Linked DNA regions of Homo sapiens: regions 2 and 3 are each linked to region 1. Evidence: chromatin contacts called from ENCODE Hi-C or POLR2A ChIA-PET data. All regions are on one chromosome and are shown on one strand. The core of a region is the stretch at or near the end of the contact, and the rest is flanking DNA. Distances in the headings are between cores, read along the strand shown. Region 1 overlaps DOP1B (DOP1 leucine zipper like protein B). Region 2 holds the start of CLDN14-AS1 (CLDN14 antisense RNA 1). Region 3 holds the start of CBR1-AS1 (CBR1 antisense RNA 1).

The links. A loop is a pair of places that touch in the nucleus more often than their neighbours do. ChIA-PET counts read pairs that join two places held with the same protein, here RNA polymerase II (POLR2A). Pooled maps may share reads with other maps.
Region 2: a loop to region 1 is called in a pooled map, with 4 times the contacts of the local background. The contact joins the promoter of CLDN14-AS1 here to the enhancer-like site in region 1. A Hi-C loop is called at or near these places in 4 of 50 pooled maps. POLR2A ChIA-PET finds 5 or more read pairs at or near these places in 2 of 52 experiments (activated naive CD4-positive, alpha-beta T cell and naive thymus-derived CD4-positive, alpha-beta T cell).
Region 3: a pooled map shows a loop between it and region 1 (2.0-fold over the local background). The contact joins the promoter of CBR1-AS1 here to the enhancer-like site in region 1. A Hi-C loop is called at or near these places in 8 of 50 pooled maps. POLR2A ChIA-PET finds 5 or more read pairs at or near these places in 15 of 52 experiments (A673, CD4-positive, alpha-beta T cell, CD4-positive, alpha-beta memory T cell and 11 more).

What each region holds. Positions count from the first base shown.
Region 1 is chr21:36,287,997-36,290,696 of GRCh38, forward strand. It overlaps DOP1B (DOP1 leucine zipper like protein B), which reads left to right. Exons shown (of 37, transcript NM_001320714.2): 33 at 18-154; 34 at 760-815; 35 at 1,049-1,210. Among named protein-coding and RNA genes, the nearest start is that of MORC3, 31 kb to the right of the region's middle. RefSeq lists a silencer at 1,797-1,846. Within about 2 kb of position 1,340, at least 8 of the 41 ENCODE cell types and tissues checked have a DNase peak (open chromatin) inside an H3K27ac peak, as active enhancers do; they include CD4-positive, alpha-beta T cell and CD8-positive, alpha-beta T cell, where a contact is called at or near this core.
Region 2 is chr21:36,429,062-36,431,761 of GRCh38, forward strand. It overlaps CLDN14-AS1 (CLDN14 antisense RNA 1), which reads left to right and starts at 1,264. Exons shown (of 3, transcript NR_183530.1): 1 at 1,264-1,351. RefSeq lists enhancers at 1,103-1,978, 1,265-1,324.
Region 3 is chr21:36,125,225-36,127,924 of GRCh38, forward strand. It overlaps CBR1-AS1 (CBR1 antisense RNA 1), which reads right to left and starts at 1,416. Exons shown (of 4, transcript NR_040084.1): 1 at 1,263-1,416.

The sequences.
Region 1 (2,700 bases), core at 90-2,589:
CAATCTTCTTTCCTTAGAACGCCTGACAGACAATCTCAGAGTTGGACAGACATCCATAGTTGCTGCTCAGATGTTTCTTTTTTTCAGAGTTTTGCTGCTAAGAATATCTCCTCAACATTTGACTTCATTGTGGCCAATAATGGTCTCTGAATTGGTGAGTACAAGTATTGTAAGTTTGAAAGCAAGGTTGGAGCTTTTTAAAATGCTTTTTCAGTAACATAACGTACTATTTCCTATGTATCCCATTTTATCTAAATGTTATTTTTAATCAGGTTGGTAGCACATGGTTAGCTCTTGGTTAAACAGAGAATATTTTACTCTATGATCATATTTGATCTCTCACCCTGTCAGTTATTCCAACTAACTTGTACCATTTGATAATACTTACTAGTTTTTTATATACATATAAATTTGGGCTGGGCGTGGTAGCTTATGCCTGTAATCCCAGCACTTCGGGAGGCTAAGGTGGATGGATCACTTGAGCCCAGGAGTTCGAGACTAGCCTGGGCAACATGGTGAAACTCCTTGTCTACAAAAAAATACAAAAATTAATTCGGCATGGCGGGAAGTTGCATCTGCAGAAGGTTGAGGCTGCAGTGAGCCATGATTGTACCACTGCACTCCAGACTGGGTGACAGAGTAAGACCCCGTCTTATTCATTCATTCATAAATTAATCGATTTTTAAAAATAAGTAAAAAAAAATATTTGGGTAGATTTAATCTGTCTCAGATAGTAACTTGAATGCATTTTTTTTTCAGATTCAGACATTCACACAGCTTGAAGAAGATCTAAAAGATGAAGATGAGTCATTGAGGTAAGCAGTACAAGATCTGTACACAAGAGGAAAAGATAGTCACGATTAAAGCACGTCACTTTAGATATAGAGTTGTCTAATGTTAAATGCTGTTATCTTGAAGTACTTGTGAAAGGACCAGCTATTCCAAAAATTTCTTAAAAAGAAAATTCTTCTGAGGGACAGGTCATAGGTGAATGGACTATAACAGATCTGAATGAATTTATAACAAGCGTTTCTTTGCAAATTTATAGAAGCACCAACAAAGTAAACAGAACGAAAGTTTCAGTCCCGGATGCAAATGGACCCTCAGTGGGGGAGATACCCCAGAGTGAACTCATCTTGTATTTATCAGCTTGCAAATTCTTGGACACAGCGCTTTCTTTTCCACCTGACAAGATGCCATTATTTCAAATGTAAGTCAGATAGGATCGTGTGTCCTTTTTGAAGTAAGAGATTTTGTTTTTTCCTTTTAAGCACTTTCACTTGTTTTTCATGTACAGTTTATGGGAAACCACCATCTGGGTTTCTAGTGACAGCTAAGCCAGCTCGGAATACCAAGTTTCAGATTACTTGCAACATCTGTGGCTCTGCAAATTTGGCTCACAGGAGTGTTTATGAATGTGTTTCTATGGTGTGTGTGTGTGTGTGTGTGTGTGTGTGTGTGTGTGTGTGTGTGTGTGTGGTTTTTGCTACTGAATGCTTATAAAACAGGGCTTACCCACTGGTGCTCCTCACTGCCTTTGTGTAGACCTTTTTGTCTGTGTTTAGTTAGATACAAATGCCTTTATTTGGAGCCTGCCATCTCCGATTCACTTTGCCCCATAGGCTTATGTTTCCTGCCGGCTTAGCACAGCTGCTCATTTGTTTAATTTCATGACCAGCCCCAGAGGCTATTTCTCTCTCTCCTACCCCCACAAAGAGAGTAATCATATAGAAATGTTTGTGGTTAAAGAGCGGGTTCTCTTAAATGCACATTGCTAAGTGAAAGAAGCCAGTCTGAAAAGGCTACACACTGTATGATTCCAACCATGTGACATTCTGGAAAAGGCAAAACCATGGAGACAGTAAAAAGATCAGTGGTCGCCAGGGGTTGGGGAGAGGGAGGCAGGGATGAATGGGTGAAGCACAGAGGATTTTTAGGGCAGTGAAATTATTGCATACAGAGCTATAATGGTAGATCCATGTCATTGTCCATTTCTCCAAATCCATACAATGTACACCACCAAGAGTGAACCCTGATGTAAACTCTGGACTTGGGAGGATAACAGTGAGTCAGTAGAGGCTCTTCAGTTTTAACAAATGTACCACTCTGGTGCAGGATGTTGATAATACGGCAGGCTTGTATGTATGTAGGATGGGATGTACGGGAACTACTTTCTACTCCATTTTGCTGTGAACCTAAAGCTGTTCTGCAAAAGAAAGTCTTTTAGTTTTTAAAAAGCAGGTTTGGGCCGGACGTGGTGTCTCATACGTGTAATACTAGCACTTTAGGAGGCTGAGGCGGGTGGATCACCTGAGGTTGGGAGTTCGAGACCAGCCTGGCCAACATGGCGAAACCCTGTCTCAACTAAAAACACAAAAATTAGGCCAGGTACCGTGGCTCACACCTGTAATCCCAGCACTTTGGGAGGCCAAGGTGGGTGGATCACTTGAGGCCAGGAGTTCAAGACCAGCCCGGCCAACATGGTGAAAAACCCTGTCTCTACTAAAAATACAAAAATTAGGCCAGGCGCGATGGCTCACACCTGTAATCCCAGCACTTTGGGAGGCCAAGGTGGTTGGATCACCTGAGTTTGGGATCAGCCTGACCAACATGGAGAAAATCCATCTCTACTAAAAATACAAAATTAGCTGGGCATGGTGGCGTATGCCTGTAATCCCAGCTACTTGGGAGGCTGAGGCA
Region 2 (2,700 bases), core at 14-2,513, 140 kb after region 1:
TGCTGGCTTGCAGGGTGGAGGGATAGGCGCATTTGAGGGGTGTTTTGGAGCTCAAGATGGCAGTCATGACTTTGCTGATGATGTGAAATTTTAGGACTGTGTTATTGGAGAGGCCTTAGAGATTTGAATTTTACAGCCAGAAGCAGCCAACCCAGTGGGATTGCCCATGTCTGCCCAGTTTCCCTGAACTCCCCTTCTGGGTGAAGAAGGGACGGCGGCCTGGGAAGGGTAGGTGCTTGTGTTGATCTGTCCAAGGAGCAGACACCAAATTCGCTTTCAAGGAAGTGGAGCCCAGGGCTGGGCTATTTTCCTCTTTTCCACAAGGGACACTTTTCACATAACCCACCCTCCTTCCAACACAGGGATACCGTTCACTCCATCGTGCTTCGTCTCACTCAGCCTCAGCTTGAAGCCCTCTGGCAACGGGGAGCTCATCACTTTGTGAGCTCAGCCCTAGACACTTTTCCCAGTCAGCCCTAGGCAGGCACCTCCTCCACATGTGGAATCAAAACCCAGCTCTTTGGTCAGGCGCGGTGGCGCACGCCTGTAATCCCAGCACTTTGGGGGGCCAGGGCAGGCAGACTGCTTGAGCCCAGGAGTTCAAGACCAGCCTGGACAACATGGTGAAACCCTGTCTCTACAAATTACAAAAAATTAGCCAGATGTGGTGGCACGTGCCTGTAGTCCCAGCTTCTCAGGAGGCTAAGGTGGGAGGATCATCTGAGCCCAGCGAGGTTGAGGCTGCAGTGAGCCGAGATCGCACCACTGTGCTGCAGCCTGGGCAACAGAGTGAGAACAAAACCCCAGCTCTAGGTGTGCCCTCGGCCCCTCCAGGCAGCCTGTGTCCTCTCCCCAGGATTTAAGATCATGCCGCTCTTGTTTTGGGCTTTTTCAGGACAGTTAACTCTTAGGAAGAAGGGACCTCCAAACCTCTAAGTCGCCAAACCACCGCACCGCCCTGGGTGGAAGAAACCGCTTCGGCAGCAGAGGAAACAGCAGCTTCGCAGAGCAGCCTGGCCCGAGTGGCTACACCGGGTCTGTCTGGTCTCAGCTCTGGCCTCTGAGTCATTAGCGTTGTTTTCTTCTGAGGCCAGGGCTTCAGATTAGTCAGGGGCTCCTGTTTCCTGGCTGATAAAGCAGGTGGAAGAAACACAATCTGGCCGCCTAGAGGCTGCGTGAAGCTCGTGACCCTGCGGGGTGACTAACGGAGCTCAGCTGGGTGGGACCAGAAACCACGTCTGGGCACTCCTGAGTCACAGGCTCAGAAGCTTTCGCCTCCGCCTTCAGACTGGCCCTCAGGCTTCCCTGCTCAGAGGCAGGGAATTGTGCAGCTGGAGTTTCATTTTCCAAGGTAACGTAGGGTTTTTATACTGTGCTAAATGAGAGAATGGGAAATGGAGCCTGGGTTGAGATGCCCACAGTGTAACACAAGCCTGCGGCGGGGGAGTCGGTTTCTCTGGGCGAGTACTTTTTTTTTTTTTTCTTTGAGACATAGTCTCACTCTTTCGCCCAGGCTCCAGTGCAGTGGTACCATCTCGGCTCGCTGCAGCCTCGACAGCCCGGGCTCAAGCAATCCTCCCACCTCAGCCCCACAAATAGCTGGGACTACAGGCATGTGCCACTACACCTGGCTAATTTTTGTATTTTTTGTAGAGATGGGGTTTCACTGTGTTGCTGGATCAAATGCTGTAAAGGGTTGAATTATGTACTCCCAAAAAGATACTTGAAGTCCTAACCACCAGTACCTCAGCATGTAATGTTATTTGGAAATAAGGAGGGTCTTTACAGATGTAATCAACTTAAAATGTCACACCCTAAAGCAGTATGACTTGTGTCCTTCTAAAACAGGGAGATGTGGACACACGTAGACATGTATGGAGGGAGGATGTTGTGGACACCCAGGGAGAAGGTGGCACCAACAAGCCAGGTACGCCAAAAGCTGGGAGAGCCTGGAACAGATCCTTCCCTTGTGGAAGGAGCCAACTCAGCCAAGACCTTGATATCGGTTTTGTTTTGTTTTGTTTCTCAAGACGGAGTCTGGCTCTGTTGCCCATGCTGGAGTGCAATGGTGTGATCTCATCTCACTGCAACCTCCACCCTCCAGGTTCAAGCAATTCTCCTGCCTCAGCCTTCTGAGTAGCTGGGATTACAGGCACCTGCCACCACACCTGGGTAGTTTTTTGTATTTTTAGTAGAGACAGGGTTTCACCATGTTGGCCAGGCTGGTCTCCAACTCCTGACCTCAAGTGATCTGCCTGCCTTGGCCTCCCAAAGTGGTGGGATTACAGGCATGATCCATTGTGCCTGCCAAGACCTTGATTTTGGACTTCCCACCTGCAGAACTGGGAGACAGCATGTTTCTTTGTCTAAGCCACTAAGTTTGTGGTGCTTTGTTACGGCAGTCCTAAGAAACCAATTCTGTTTAGGATTTTGAGGAACTGCCAAATCACTTCCCTCCACAGCTGCACCACTTTCATTCCCACCAACAATGTAAGAGGCCACCAATTTCTCCACATCCCCGTCAAAACCTGCTATTTTCCATTTATTTATTTATTTATATTTTGAGTCGGCATCTTGCTCTGTCGCCCAGGCTGGAGTGCAGTGGTGCGATCTTGGCTCACTGCATCCTCTGCCTCCCAGGTTCAAGTGATTCTCCTGCCTCACCCTCCCAAGTAGCTGGGATTACAGGCGCCTGCCACC
Region 3 (2,700 bases), core at 166-2,665, 160 kb before region 1:
TAGCTAGGTGTAGTGGCAGGCGCCTGTAATCCTGGCTACTCGGGAGGCTGAGGCTTGAGAATCGCTTGAACACAGGAGACGGAGGTTGCAGTGAGCCAAGATCATGCCACTGCACTCCAGCCTAGGCGACAGAGTGAGACTGTCTCAGGAAAAAAAATTAAAAAAAAAAGGAACAGGAGAGGAGAAGACATACACAGATGCTCAGCAGAGACAGCAGCCATATGAAGACAGAGGCAGACATTGGTGTGATGCTGCCCCAAGACAAGGAATGCCAAAGATTGCTAGCAACCACCAGCAAGTGGAAGAGGCAGGGAAGGATTCTTTCCCAGCGCTTGGAGAGAGAGCATGGTCCTGACAACATTTTGATCTCGGACTTCTGGCTTCCAGAACTATGAGAGAATGAAGCTCTGCACCTGTATTTGGTGTTTAGTTATGGTGACCGCAGGAAACTGATACATATGCCATGTAGTGCAGCCACTCAACCACAAGGGGCACTGTCTGGCAGCAAGTTCTACAAACACAAACTGTCCAAAATAATCACTGAAGTTCACAGAGAAAGCCATACAAATAGCATTCAAATATTTTTAACGATGATCAACAGGCTACAATTTATCATTTTTAAAAACATAAAACCATTATCATCTTGCTGAATAATTCATGACCTTTGTAACAAACTGGCTGAGAACCACTTTTAAAGAACATCCTGGTCCGGCTATCATTACACACACGGGAGGGTATCTGTAGGATAAATTCCCCCAACAATTCCCTTTCCAGGAAGAGACGCATATTTTTAATTTCAATAGACAACAGCCAAATTGCCCTCCAAAGAGGAGGTACATTACACTCGCCAGAAATATACATGAATGGCTGGTTTTCCCCAGGCTTGGCAATACTTTGCCAAGCTAAGAGGTAAGAATGGGCTTTAAAATAAACCCTGATCCAGCTCCCAAGGAGAGGACTGGGGCCTTCGGACCCACATTTCCCAGCACAGGTGCTTCACCAGCCTGCCATGGCCCCTTCTCTGTCCAGTTTAGCAAGGGTGTGGCAGATTTCCTTTCAGGCACAGAGCCCAGCCTTCCAGACATCACACTTAAACTGGTTCCTACCACATTTGCAAGGAGAATCTCTTCTTCCAAGTCAGCAGTGTTTACAATAAGCAGTATGCTTTTCCCTGAGTCACTCTGAATATAGAGACCAGAAACCAATTCCAGGGTAGCAAAGGGACAGCCACCATGGTGACCTCAAGCATACAAATCACACACCTGCTTGTCCTGCCTGGTCAAGCCCTGTTGGGACCATGCATAATCCTGACCCCAGCACTCAGGCACAGAACACTTAGGAGAGGAAGGCGAGGTTTCAGCTACATGAGGTGGCATTGTAGGAATTGTCTTCTCCCTGACACCCCCCATGGCACTCAACAGCCTCACTGTCCTGACCCTAAGCCACTTTGTGACCCACCCCTGGGAAGGGCAGGCAGTGAAGAACTAGGCATAGAGAAGAGGAGGTGGGGAGTTACCAAGCTGTTTGCTGACCTCTTCATTTGACTCAGAACCTGACCTTAATCTTGCTTCCAGAAAAACAATGGGCCCCATTCCTGCCCAAGCTTGCCTTCTGCAACCCAGACTTTCTTAGAACGCGATGGGAGTCAAGAGCGCTTTCTTTAAGGCGAAGCTGTAGACAGGTTCCCCTCACCTCCCACCTCTGCCCACATTATCTGCCTCTAGCAAATAATGGTAGTCATGACTGTGCCTGTTACCCAGGAGAACACCAATCAATGGCTGTAAAGACATGAATGTATGGTTTTAGATGGTGTCTGCCTGCCTTTGCTGAAAAAATGTAAGAACAGCAAACATTTATGTATTACCGTTTGTCAGTACTGCTCTAAGCACTTTTATAATATTAAACATTCATGCTGTACTCCTTACAGCAATCGTAAGAGCTAGGCACTAAAACTATTCCCATTGTACAGATGAGCAAACTGAGACACTGAGAGATTGGGAACCTTGCCCACGATCACACAGTGAGTAAGTAGGAGCTACAATAAGGAGCCATGAAGGCAGGGAGCTCCACTCCTGCCCTTCCCAGGCCTCTGTTCACTCCTGAGCATGACTGGTACCTAACAGGTGCTCAGACAGTCGCTGGATGCAGATGAGGGAACGGCTGTGGACATTCAGTCCTTCAGACCACAAAAGGACTTTGGAAGGAGAAGAACCCTGGAAGAATGCCATGTTACTGGCAAAGGTTTGGGTTCTTACCCAGTGATTTGGTAAACACAAAGGGACAATGGCATTAAGTGATAGCAAAGCCAATCTAAACAGAATCACAGCAGTAAACCACCAGAACCCACAACTTTTTTTTTTTTTTTTTTTTTGAGACAGAGTTTTGCTCTTGTTGCCCACGCTGGAATGCAATGGCGCCATCTCGGCTCGCCACAACCTCCACCTCCCGGGCTCACCCAATCCTCCCAGCTGGAACTACCGCACACACCACCACACCCAGCTAATTTTTGTATTTTTGGTAGAGACAGGGTTTCACTATGTTGCCCAGGCTGGACTCAAGCTACCCACCTACCTCAGCCTCCCAAAGTGCTAGAATTACAGGCATGAGCCACCATGCCTGGCCACCAGTATTTTGCCAGGCTGGAGTGCAGTGGCACAATCTCGGCTCACTGCAACCTCCGCCTCCCGAGTTCAAGCAATT